2 separate regions of the Homo sapiens genome follow, and region 2 is linked to region 1. A link is a loop called in an ENCODE intact Hi-C map of the cell type or tissue named here. Cell type or tissue: Calu3. All regions are shown on one strand. Each heading gives the region's core, and the rest is flanking DNA. Links, peaks and the distances in the headings are about the cores only.

Region 1 (2,923 bases), core at 328-2,827:
CAGAAGTGTCCGACTTAACCTTTGACTGCACATGTCTGCTTTTCCTGTTCTTCCTTTTGATGTCAGTGGATTCCTTCAAACTAGTAACAACTCTATGTTGATTGATAAAGGTTAATTCTTTCAAGAGAACTATAATACCTTTTTCCATGTTTCTGATTTCTCAGCTGAAATTTTTTCTGGGACCTGGAATTTGAAAAAAAAAAAATATATATATATATATATATATATATATATATACACACGTATATATATACACACGTATATATATACACACGTATATATATATACGTATATATATATATACGTATATACACACACACACACACATATATACACACATATATATATACACACACATATACACACCATCCCCAAGAGTTACAAGAAAGGATTTCTGCATGGAAAATACTAAGGCTGACCAATGTAGTAAATACAGACAATCAAGAGAATACAAATGTTCAAGGTTTACCAACTGTGGGCACTGTGTCCTAGTAAAGCATTTACTTCAGGTCCACATGTATGAGCCAAAATATAGGTGTATATCACCATGCCTAGGTCTGTGACTATAAGGCCATGAGCTTCACACCATGCTAAGAGAATCTTCAAGATAATCAAGATTCCAAAGAGATAACTCAAGGCCATGCGGGGAAACAAAGAAAAGGTAGAAAAAACTTTGATCCCAAGGATTGATACTTATATCTATTGTCTTCAATAGCATAAGATCACTGCTTTGAAATGTTAAAGTAAACTAAATATTCCTGAGAAGGACTCTGTACTTCCATATTTGAGTCCTTTTGGACAAACTAACCTAACTTAGTAGGCAGACAAGATTGGAAACCTATCTTAGGAGTATGCACCTGTAACAATAGCTGAGTCTTGGCCAATCCCAGCAGCCGTACTTCAACGACTCATACACTGCTGAGTGTTCAAACTGTGTTCAAATAAGGCAAATGCCAACCTGTAACCAATCCAGCTGTTTCTGTACCGCATTTCCAATTTCTGTGTGTCACTTTCCCTTTTTTTTGCCTATGAATTTGCTCTGACCATGAGGCATCCCTGGAGTCTCTCTGAATCTGCTGTGAATCTGGAGGCTGCCTGATTTGCAAATTGTTTTTATTTTTTCCCTTGCTCAATTAAACTGTGTTGAATTTAATTTGTCTGAAGTTTTCTTTTAACAGAGGGGGGGAAATATTTGAAAATATGAAACAATTTATATAGGAAACACTCAGCACAGTACCAGGAACATAGTAGACTCTTCAGGTTTGTTTAAATAAAATTCTTCCAAAAGCAATATCCTGGCCTTATCTTCTCACCCTGAAAATTCATTTAGAGGGTCATCGATTTTCATTAGATGTTAAACTTCCTAGGTTGGGTCTATCCCCCATCCTTATCCTGCATGTTACACAATACCACATTGAATTTCTCCCTTGTGAAATCCAGTTCCGTTGCTAATAAAATATTGTGAGTGGTCGGCTTGCTTTCATTCACTTCTGACCATTTTCCAGGACCCAATTAAGGCGGCCACAGAGTCTGAAGGGATAGGGAGAGGAAGGAGAGATTCTGCCAATTTACCTCTATTACCCCGATGCCTAATTGTGCCATTAAAATTTGGCAAATGTCCCAGAATCCAGTAGTCAATAATTCACAGCCAAGAAACATGAAACCCAAGGCAACCCCACAAAGGGACTTTCTTTCTACAGCTTTCCTTCTTAGAGAAAGAGTTTAATTCACACAGAGCCAGCTGCACGGACTAGAGTTTTATTATGGCTCAAATCAGTCCCCCAAAAACCCCAACGATTGGGGTTTTTAAGGATAATTTGGTGGGTAGGGGGTTGCAAAGTAGGGAGTGCTGATTGGTCGGGTCAGAGATGAAATCATAGGAAGTTGAAGCTGTCCTCTTATGCTGAGTAAATTCCTGGGTTGGGGCCACAAGACCAAATGAGCCAGTTTATCAGCCTGGGTGATGCCAGCTGATCCACTGAGTACAGGGTCCGCAAAATATCTCAAGAACTGATCTTAGGTTTTACAATAGTGATGTTAACCCCAGGAGCAATTAGGGGAGCTTCAGAATCTTGCAGCCTCCAGCTGCCTGACTCTTAAACCATAATTTCTAATCTTGTGGCTAATTTGTTAGTCCTACAAAGGCAGTCTAGTCCCCAGGCAGGAAAGAGTTTGTTTTTGGAGAGGGCTGTTATCACCTTTGTTTCAAAGTTAAGCTATAAACTAAGTTCCTCACAAAGTTAGTTTAGCCTATGCCCAGGAATTACCAAGGATAGCTTGGGGGTTAGAATAAGATGGAGTCAGTTAGGTCAAACCTCTTTCGCTATCATTATCCTCTGTCATAATTTTCAAAGGTGGTTTTTATCTTATTCATTTCCATTTTCTGTTTTCCTCCCGTGTCTTCTCCTTTTCTTCTCTTCTCTATCTGCTTCTCTACCTAGTTTTTTTCCCCAAAAAGTTGGCATACATGAAAAAGAATGAAGTCATGTCCTTTGCAGCAACATGGATGCAACTGGTGGCCATTATCCTAAGCAAATTAGCACAGGAACAGAAAACCAAATACTGCATGTTCTCACTTATAAGTGCAAGCTAAACATTGGGTAGATAAGGACATAAAGATGGGAAAAATAGACACTGGGAGCTACTTAGAGAAAGGAGAGAGGGAGGAAGGAAAGGTCTTAAAAATTACCTGTCCTGTCCGGTACAATGTTTACTACCTGGGTGATGGGATTATTCACACCCCAAACCTCAGTGTTTTATAGATATAGATATAGATATAGATATAGATATAGATATAGATATAGATATAGATATAGATATAGATATACACATATAGATATGATCAATGTTTGAGGTGGTGAATAGGCTAATTGCCCTGATCTGATTATTATACATTATATGTATCAAAACATCACTATGTACC
Region 2 (2,923 bases), core at 220-2,719, 51 kb before region 1:
AGACCTCCCCAGCCATGCTTCCTGTACAGCCTGCAGAACCATGAGCCAATTAAACCTCTTTTCTTTTTAAATTTCCCAGTCTCAGGTAGTTCTTCATAGCAATGTGAGAATGGACTAATGCAAACAATAACTCTGCTCTCTCCCTGCTGATTTCTTGAAACTGAAGCCCATGAATTACCAGAGTAAGTTTTGTCCTAAACAGTCCATTAAACTGTTGAGTGGCAGCCATGTGCTTTGCAGGCATACGTAAGACTCAATTATTGGTCTGGCAATAATTGAGATTTCCAGATTTGGCAAGACCTACCATACACAGTGTCACCAGCAGTTCTCAAACTTGATGATTTACTACCTTGCTGGCCTTGAATAAGCATGTTCTAGATAAGATCAACTCATCCTGGCTTCTCTGTTGAGGAACAAGGATTCTGCTTCCGTAATCACTTTAAGATGGATACTCAACTCTCCAATATCTTCAAATAATACTTCACTTACCAAAGAATAGAGCTAGGAAAGCAACTTGAATATCTCTGCTGAGTTAATTAATAATGAAACTATTGTCAACATATGGGAGCAGTATTAGTCAGTGTACTGGGTGGGGAGAGATCTGAACTCTCAGTTTGGTCCATGCTATTCCATTTCTCTTACCAGTTCATTTTTGAACTGCTGCATTTTGAAGAGTGGTGAATATGTGGTCATTTTCCCTTTCTCTCAGGAAAATCACTAAGGACTAATGTTATTCTGTTAGAAGGCTTCAACACACTCCGTGCTATAATAATTTGATGTGGAACCTCAGAAGTGCACAAGTGGAGATTTGGCTACACTTTCAGATAGAGAATTTCTATTACCCAAGGCAATCTTTAGAATTAAATGCCCTATAGTCACCAATTTATATACATAGATAGAATCTGCTCTCAGTCATAAAATGACAGTGGCAGCTTATCACCCATCTGATCAGTAAACCAGCCAGGCACCAGGCATGTATGAAGCTTCTGTGTATCAGACCAAAATATCTGGACATAAACTCCAAGGCAGCAGTACCTTAGATTTAGAACTGTGGTTTGATTTGAACTTTTTTTTTTTAATTGAGACAGAATTTTGCTCTTTCACCCAGGCTGGAGTGAAGTGGCACAATCTCAGCTCGCTGCAATCTCCACTCTCCAGGTCCAAGCAATTCTCCTGCCTCAGCCTCTTCAATAGCTGGGATTACAGGTGCATGCCACCACACCTGGCTAATTTTTGTATTTTTAGTAGAGACGAGACTTCATCATGTTGGCCAGGCTGGTCCCAAACTCTTGACCTCAGGTGATTCTGCCGCCTCAGCATCCCAAAGTGCTAGGATTACAGGGGTGAGCCACCGTGCCCAGCCTGAACTTTTAAATTCTTTTTATAAAAGAAAATTTATCTTTTTTACCCTCAGAAAACTTCAATAGATATCTGGCTAACTAAGAAATCTTACTAACAGATATAGAACAATGTGAGAGGAGCAGTGCAGGAACTGACAAAACAGAATTGTCGCAATCTTTGCTGACAAGTGAAATTTTAGAAAGGGTGCCCTCACCCTCACCTTTAAGTAGGTACAATTACAGTTGACCCTTGAACTTTTTTTCAATGTAAGTTACACCTAGTATGCCAGCCTCTCCTGCCTCCCCTTCCACATCCTCCATCTCTGCCTGTGCCACCCTGGAGACAGCAAGACCAACACTTCCTCTTTCCCCTCCTTCTCAGCCCATCAACATGAAGACAGCAGGGACGAAGACCTTTATGATGATCCATTTCCACTTAACAAATAGAAGATTTATTTTTTAGTCTCTATGATTTTTTAAATAACATTTCATTTCTCTATCTTACTTTAAGAATACAATATATAACACATATAATATACAAAATGTGTTAATCAACTATTATTGGTAAAGTTTCTGGCCAACAGTAGGCTATTCATAGTTAAGTTTTTGAGGAGTCAAAAGTTATACATAGATTTTCAACTGTACAGGGTTCAGCACCCCTAACCAACTCTCCCCCAACCCTCTCCCCACCCACATTCTTCAATGATCAACTATGATCTACAAGCCTCTGCAAGCCTCAGGAGTGGAGGAAGTGAGAGGTATTTGCAACTATTGCAAAAGAAACAATAATCTAAAAAAGAAAAGAACTGGCTCTCTCCTTACTCACCCTTTGGCTCACTGTATAAATTTTTGATACCTGAGCACAAATGGTATTTTGAATATTGAGAGGGTTTATTTTGTGGTAATAGGATTTTCTAATAATGCCATAAAAATATAAATTATTAAATTACTGTAAGTTTGAAATGAATAGGAACAACCTAAACTTATTGTTCTGTCTTCTGAATTGCTAGCATTCTCATCAGGCAAAAAGTTGACAAGGGCACTTGAATTTTATCCATACATATAAGTAGAGTTGTAAATATAGGATACAAAAATGAATCAGAGTCATGCAGGGGTAGAAAAAGGCCTGTGGTCATCAAACCTTTGAAACATCTACTTATTATTAAAAGTACCATAAACAACTAGAAACATTATCTGGAAATCAACTCCAAGATAATGGAAAGACCAAGAACAGAAGCAAACTATGGGTTAAAAAAAAGCTTTGGAAGAAAAGTTCAAAAATTTTTTTCAAGTGAAATGCTGGCAGAATAAATTCAGCACCAGTTATTGGTAATAGAAACTCTTAGCAAAGTATGTAGACAAGAAGAATTCCTTTATATGGCAAAGGTATCTAATAAACGCCTGCAGCAAACTGAATAATAACCTAGTAGCAGTGTTCACTTTGAAGTCAGTAAAAAGATAAGAAGCCTGCTATCATGCTTTATTAAGTACAAATGGAGTATTTAATAAGGTAAAGCAGAAAAAATACTTATGAGTACTTAATAAGGTACTTAATAAGGTAAAGCAGAAAAAAAAAGGAAGGG

Evidence for each region. A loop is a pair of places that touch in the nucleus more often than their neighbours do. Peaks named below come from ENCODE experiments on the same cell type or tissue, not always from the same donor. Only the 100,000 strongest peaks of a DNase experiment are listed, where the experiment ranks them.
Region 2: it touches region 1 in a loop (2.3-fold over the local background); 1 of 110 quality-filtered maps calls a loop at or near these places.

What each region holds. Positions count from the first base shown.
Region 1 is chr10:58,136,484-58,139,406 of GRCh38, forward strand. No RefSeq gene overlaps it. Among named protein-coding and RNA genes, the nearest start is that of IPMK, 130 kb to the right of the region's middle. In Calu3, for the core only: no CTCF peak of the experiment used is centred there; DNase peaks (open chromatin) are centred at 928, 1,598 and 1,928.
Region 2 is chr10:58,086,011-58,088,933 of GRCh38, forward strand. No RefSeq gene overlaps it. Among named protein-coding and RNA genes, the nearest start is that of IPMK, 180 kb to the right of the region's middle. In Calu3, for the core only: no CTCF peak of the experiment used is centred there; no DNase peak of the experiment used is centred there.